2 separate regions of the Homo sapiens genome follow, and region 1 is linked to region 2. The links are chromatin contacts, found by Hi-C in ENCODE. All regions are on one chromosome and are shown on one strand. The core of a region is the stretch at or near the end of the contact, and the rest is flanking DNA. Distances in the headings are between cores, read along the strand shown. Region 1 holds the start of LINC01392 (long intergenic non-protein coding RNA 1392). Region 2 has its middle 32 kb from the start of MDFIC.

Region 1 (3,762 bases), core at 96-2,595, 340 kb before region 2:
ACTTCCCATACACAGAAGCTGAGGTGACTTTTAAAATATATGTGTAGCGTAAACAACAACCAACCAGAATAGATGCTAGTCTTGGCTCAGGAATAGAGCCCAAGAAAAAACTCGTGCAAAGATATTAACAATTTCTGAAGTAAGGAGAAGAAGCGACAATCCCCGTGTGGGACCAGAGCAGCAGGAAAAGACAGACAGACATTTGGCAGGGTCTGCAGCAACAGCTACCTACTAATCTATACAGAAATTTCTCAGTATTTCAATAAGAAATACAGCCATATTGGTGACACAAAGTGAATATCAACCCTATGATATGTGCACCCCAAATTAATTTACCAACACAGATTCCAATAAGAACCTAGCAACAAATAGAAATAACAGTCATATTCAGGCAATTCCTTTTAGTTTCACTGACTGCCTCTTTTTGGCCTCAAGCACATGGGAATGTGTTCATTTGCAACGTCAAAGTTGTTATCATCTTAAGAAGGTGACTGATCATATGTGAAACACAAGATGGTATGTCAGGATCTGAATTCGTTCTAATACCTTTTAAAAAAAAGTATATAGCTGGAGAATATATTACGTGAACCCTATTTAGAAAATTCCAAGATCTTTTAAAAATATCTGAACTTTGATAAAATCACAAAGGAATAAAAGACATGCTCAGGAATGACTCATAGTAGCACAAAAGATATTTAGCTATATAAGAAAGTTTCATGTTTGAAGAATATTCACTTCTTTCCACTGATCAATGGAGAAAAATGTGCATTCATTTGCTGAGAGCAGAATATGCCCCCAAACAGCAAACCAGGTTTTATATAAGTCACTTTTCATGTTAGCTAAGATTGTGTCAATCATTTAATGGGTTTTAGCTTAGGGATAAATTTTAAGCTGTTATTTTTCTGGTGAAGCCAGCAATAGGAAAATGTATGCTGAGGGAAGGAAAGAAACTGGAAAATTCAGCTAACTTAATAGAAATCTAACATTTGCTATTGCGTTGAATAATTACGTTTTTCAGATCCCTTTGAAGATGAAAGGTTTTGTATTAAACTTTTTTATTACCAGGCTATCATGAAAAAACAAATCCCTACAATGTCTGTGCATTTCTTGTTTTAAAATACGCAAGTGATCTGTTGCCTATCTTTATAACAGTGGTTTCTGTTCCAAAGAGCCTTAATCTGGAAAATATATGACATAAACTTAAACAACTGAGAATATTTAAAAATGAGCTATTCAAAAAAACATGCTATTGATACTGTTAGACGTTATGGTAGTTTGTCCACTTAACAAAGAGAAAGGCAGTGTTATGTTGGGTATAGCTATGGTAACTTAGGCAGATGACTCACTCAAAGCCTTTGTTACACTATTTATGACTCACACTTAGTAATGCTCACCCAATTACCTTTCCTAGTATATCTTCATCTTGTTAAAGTGTATGAGAACTGCTTTGGAGAGTCTAATAAGTCCAAATGAGCATTAAAAAGGAGAGAGAGTAGGAGAAGTATCTCTTGAGAAAGGTGAGTCCTTCCTATAAACTCTGGGTTTTATTATGGGCTTGCAAGCAGTACTAGAATCTGGTGTAACACATGATGACCAGATCTACTTTGTATTCAGGGAAGTCAATGAGTTCTCTAAGTGGCATGAAGCTAAGTACACCCACATAGTTTCTGAGTACATCAGTTCTTCAGTGTACATTAAGCCTTTCCAGATTTATCCACAGAGGTTGGCTGTTTGCCAGAATTCAGATTCTGTTCTGTTGTGCAGTGGGCTGAGTATTCCCAGGTGCCAGCAGAGTTTTATGCCTAGTCCTTATTTACAGTTTTTCTTAGAATTGCTTTGAAGTGTGAACAATCAAGTTGCAGCATGCTGTAAAGTTCTTTCCACATGAGCCCTTTATTTCATTTTCTGTTACAGCTCTGAAGCCTTCTCAAAACAGAAGTATTTATCTACAACTATTAAAATGCATTTGGGATGATAAATTCCTTATAAATACTTTTACATAATTTTATTCTCTTTATGAATAAGACAAAAATATAAACAGCCAATTGTATTCTTTCTCTACTACTTCTCCTCAAAAGGAGTAGTATTTAGCAAGGTGTTTGACTATTAATTATTAAAATGTATAAAATATTCTGTGGCTTAATAATACCTACAAGATGGGGCTTGCAAACACCTTGTGTATAATCACAATTGCGTATTATTTGGAATTCCTAACAAAGCTTCTAATACTGATATGATAACTAATTTGTAGCACTAAATATCACCTTTTTGGAAAGGAAGTACCTATAATAGCCTGCACACAAACCATGCCTAACATCCTTTTTCCTAACCACTATCATTTTCAGATATTCCAAACTAAATGCAGATTTTTTGTTTCCAAGCTCTATATTACCTTAAGATCAAAAGCTCTGACTTGAATTGTGTGCAAGGAGGCCAAAAAGCAGCCCAGTTCCCCAGTACTCTTTCCAAACACCACTCGGAGGTGACCAAAGGCTCAGCATCTGTGGACAGCCATTTGGAAAGCCTAGTGGGGTGAAACAGATAGCCCCAGCAAAAAAAATGGAAATAAGGGGCTCCCCTAGAAGCCGGGTAATGAATAAATTTTTCAAATTTATAAAGAACTTGGCATTTCCATTTAAAAGATGCTTTATGCTAGATACATTTTATCTTTTTTAACCCTGGATTTTGTGCTTGTTTGCCAAAAAATCACAGTCTACGTTGTGAGAATAGTACTCAAAAATAGAAGTGGTCTAGTAAGTGGTGGAGACCAGTGAGTTGCATAACCACATCAAAGGGTTGCACCTCTGTGTTATGCTCTTCCAATTTGCAGCTCTAACAAACTTTGATTTATGGTGCCAAGAGGGCCCTGTGTGGATGACTTCTGCTCCTTTCAGAACTTTTAATCTTTATTTTTAAATGTCACAATTCTAAATGATTTTTTCGGAGTTAGCCCCAGATAAATGATTCCTGGGAAGACCGCGGCGATGATCCTGAGCCCACTTGCACTTGTGGTTGATGGCACATTAAGCAATAATGCTGATAACGTGCTGCAATCAGTACCTATAGCATTTTCACCTGACCTCAAAATGAGGTTAATGCAGAAGACAAATAGAAGGGAAGCACATGCCCCATTTTTTCATCAGGCTGTTACATAAATAACAGATAAACATGCTTCTGTTCAAACCACATCAGAGCGGAAGAAAATGCTGCCAACTTCAAGCCGTCAAAGACTTAAAAATGCTGTTGTCAAATCAATTTTTTACAGCAGACTGACCTGTTTGCAGACCATTTTTAATAGCAGAAGAGTTTAGGACTTGGGCTTGGAGTACGCAAGTGATTTCCAAATGACATTTGAGATGTAAAATTTCAGTCTGCCAGCCTTTCCCTCTCTCGCGCCCCATCCACCCCCACATCCATACACATGCACACACGCCCCATCAACTTCCACTGACATTTCTTCATTACCATGAAAAGGCTCGGGCAGTCTTGGGGGATTTTGCAAAGCATCATTCCTCTTTTATACCCAGGCTCTCACTGATAAGTCTACAAATGGTTTTCAAAATTTTATGCCCCAACAGGAGGTAGGGTTTGAGTTTTTAAAGTTGTAGAGATAGTGGCTTCTAAGTTTATCCCTTTGACTTCTCTGGCCATTATTACCCACCCAGTGTGTCCCCATCTCAGGAGCTAAAATGCCAAGTGACCTTTTTGGGTGAATGGTTACAAAAACTCATGGGTACATTTAATAGGAAGAAATGTGGGCTC
Region 2 (3,669 bases), core at 1,008-3,507:
CACACATACCTATGTAAAAAACCTGCACATTCTGCACATGTATCCCACAATTTAAAGTATAATTTAAAAAAGAAAAGAAAAGAAAGTTATTTCTTTGAGAGTGGGTGCCATGTTTTGGTGAGTTTTTTAATATTTTTTCAGTCAATTTTCAAAATTTCTAACACTGATCTCAGTGTTGGAGAAATGTATCCAGTACCTGTTGATCAAAAACAATGAAAAGAAGAAAAGAAACAGAAAACATGCAAACTTTTGATAGGACACATATTGAATGTATATACTTCATATAAAATTTAATTTATACAGCATGGTTCATTTAACTCTGTTTACTTAATATATAAAAATAGCTGCTACAGTCTAGAGATTGAGCTAATCACTGCTCAGAACTTCAAAACGAATAAAACATGATTCTGCCTTAAATTATTTAACAGTAAGCAAGATAATACAAAATAGAGTCCATAAAAGAGACAAACTGTGCCACATCAAATGGTATCTATATACACAGAAAATATGGAGCTGTATCATGAATATAACTGTCCTTCCATACCTGCATTCTGCATTTGAGGATTCAAACAACTGCAGATCAAAGTATTAAATATACATATATAAGTTTTAGAACTAACATTTGCACAGCATTTGCATTGTGTTAGGTATTATAAGTAATCTAGAGGCAAGTTAAAGTATATAAGAGGATGTGTGTAGGTTATTTGCAAATACGACCCCATTTTATCCCATTTTATTTAAGGGACTTGAGCATTCAAGATTTGGGTATCCACAGGGATTCTAGAATGGATTCCCCTTAGATGCCAAGGACCAACTGTACTCACAAATAAATAGAACTGGGTAGCTGTAGTGCTTTAGGAATATGCTATAGTTCACTCACCCCAACAACTCAGCTCTACCTCATTGTCATTTTCTCTTGGCTGAAGCATCAGTTCCACAGAAAATGATTTATCACTTCACTATCAGCTTCATTTCTGATAAAACAACACTATGTTGCTCAAGGAGGAAACTTCTTATGTCCAGAACTAGCAAAAGGCAACAAAAAGACTGTCATTTCTCTAACATTGTCAATACCATAGATATATGCATACACTTTAAAAATAAAACATTCATAATAGATAATTTCTCAGTCTTTTACCAGACAGGCGCCCTGTGTGTGTGCGTGTGTGTGCGTGTGTGTGCACACACATTGTAGTGTGTTAACTATGTGTAATTCATAATAATTAGTCAAGTTTTCTTTTCTCTTTGACCACATGTATATGTGTGTGTATTTATGTATATGTATATATGTATGTATATATATATACACATACCTGCATCTCCTGATGCATATCTGCATCTCCTGATGCATCTCCTGATGCAGACCTCCTGATGTCTGCATCTGCACACATCTGTGTGTGTGTGCGTGCACACACATTGTAGTGTGTTAACTATGTGTAATTCATAATAATTAGTCAAGTTTTCTCTTTGACCACATGTATAAGTGTGTGTATTTATGTATATGTATATATATATACACATACCTGCATCTCCCTACATACAAGTTATTTTTCTCTTTCTCTTCCTTCCTTTTCTCCATCTCTTTCCAAAAAATTTTGAGAAGCCGCCCTAAAAGTCTGGCTTCCAGGTGTAAATAATCTCCCCGAGGACTCAAAACTTAATGATAGTAACTGCAATTATGCATCAAACTAAGAAAAAAATGTGTAATAAAGAAATAATCAAAGGAAATAATTAAAGAGAATTAATTACGTATGACTGGGGAAGAGTGGGAGGTGGCCTAAGTCTAAGTAAAGTCCTTACTTTCCCCAGTTAGGAATTGTGAACACAGAGCGTATACCTTATGTAACTAAACATCTGAAAATATATGAAATCCCTTATTGCATGAAACCCCATAATCTCCTTCTACTATTTTCTTCCCCCTCAGTGAATAGTCAGGGAAGAGTAGTAAGGGCTGGAAAAAAACAGAATCAAGTAATCCATGATTGCCTATAAGTCAACCCTCAAAAGTATGCTTGTATACCTGGACAACAAGGATGGTGACATCACAAAAATTAATAAAGTCACCATTCTCATTATAAAAGACAATCACATTTCAGAGTAAGAAGCAAAGTTAACAGGGCATCACGGTACAAAGCTCCTCACTTGTTGGTAACCCACTAAGAGAAAAACACTTTAAAGAAGCGCATAGAGTTGATCAACCTAAGTGGATGTGAGTCACTGTTTCCCAGTCATCTTGACTTTAACCTATGACTCATCAAGCTCCATACTGTCCTGTCTTCCTTCAAGTGCTTTGTGAATCAACACAGTTGTTTTTTCTTTTTTTCATTCTCCCCACTAACACCACATTCCAAGAACTCATTACTCCATACTTGGATTGCTATGATAGATTCTCCACTAGTTTTCCTGGCTCTGCTTTTCTCTTTTAATCAATTATAGATACTACCTAAATATGGTTTAATTCTTCCTGAAACTTTGAATTATTATTTGTGACTTTTCTAATATTTTATTTTTAACAGCTTTATTCACGATAAAAGTCAAGGCCAGGCACGGTGGCTCATGCCTGTAATCCCGGCACTTTGGGAGGTTGCGGTGGGAGGATCACTTGAAGCCAGGAGTTTGAGACCAGCCTAGACAACATAGTAAGGCCTGGTGCCTACAAAAAAAAAAAAGAAAAAAAAAAAAAGCCAGAAAAAAAATAGCCAGGCATGGTGGTGGCCTCTTGCATTTCTAGCTACTCAGGAGGCTGAAGCAGCGAACCCAGGGGTTTGAGGTCACAGTGAACTCTGTTAGCATCACTGCACTCCAGCCTGAGTGACAGAGCAAAACTGTTAAGGAAGGAAGGAAGGAAGGAAGGAAGGAAGGAAGGAAGGAAGGAAGGAAGGAAGGAAGGAAGGAAGGAAGGAATCAAAATCCACAATCTGTCAAAATCTAAGAAGGAAGGAAGGAAGGAAGAAAGGAAGGAAGGAAGGAAGGAAGGAAGGAAGGAAGGAAGGAATCAAAATCCACAATCTGTCAAAATCTAAGAAGGAAGGAAGGAAGGAAGGAAGGAAGGAAGGAAGGAAGGAAGGAAGGAAGGAAGGAAGGAAAGGAAGGGAGGGAGGGAGAAAGAAAGAAAGAAAGAAAGAAAGAAAGAAAGAGAGAGAGAGAGAGAGAGAAAGAAAGAAAGAAAGAAAGAAAGAAAGAAAGAAAGAAAGAAAGAAAGAAAGAAAGAAAGGAAAAGAAAAGAAAGAAAGGGACAAAGAAAAGAAAGATCAAAACCCACAACCTGTCAAAATCTCCAATCTCGCTGGGTTTCTCCAGCCTAAGGGGGTGGTCCCCACCATTCCTCTGGCACTCCATCTTCACTCCTGGGTTGTACCCAGACTTGTGACATACGTCTGCATAATAGGTTATATTTCTTCTCGTCGCCTTTCCAAACTCTGACTATCCTACTATTTTCAAAAATCCTTGTAGCTCACGTAGAAGTTTCCATTTTCAGAATCATATATCTCCGGGCAAGGTGTTGTATTTGAACGCTGAGGTTAAGACAAGATTATTAATGACCATAATGACCATAGTGTTCAGAAAGCTCTTTCCTAAACATTTGAGACTGTAAATAGGTTTCAGATGATGGGCAGAATTTGGACAAAGAGGGAATAGGCACAACTATTTCTCCTCTTATGAAAAGAG

The links. A loop is a pair of places that touch in the nucleus more often than their neighbours do. Pooled maps may share reads with other maps.
Region 1: a pooled map shows a loop between it and region 2 (7-fold over the local background). The contact joins the promoter of LINC01392 here to the enhancer-like site in region 2. A Hi-C loop is called at or near these places in 1 of 168 maps with a recorded cell type or tissue (thyroid gland) and 7 of 50 pooled maps.

The regions. Positions count from the first base shown.
Region 1 is chr7:115,228,938-115,232,699 of GRCh38, reverse strand. It overlaps LINC01392 (long intergenic non-protein coding RNA 1392), which reads left to right and starts at 1,345. Exons shown (of 5, transcript NR_126407.1): 1 at 1,345-1,517.
Region 2 is chr7:114,888,404-114,892,072 of GRCh38, reverse strand. No RefSeq gene overlaps it. Among named protein-coding and RNA genes, the nearest start is that of MDFIC, 32 kb to the left of the region's middle. Within about 2 kb of position 2,257, at least 2 of the 41 ENCODE cell types and tissues checked have a DNase peak (open chromatin) inside an H3K27ac peak, as active enhancers do.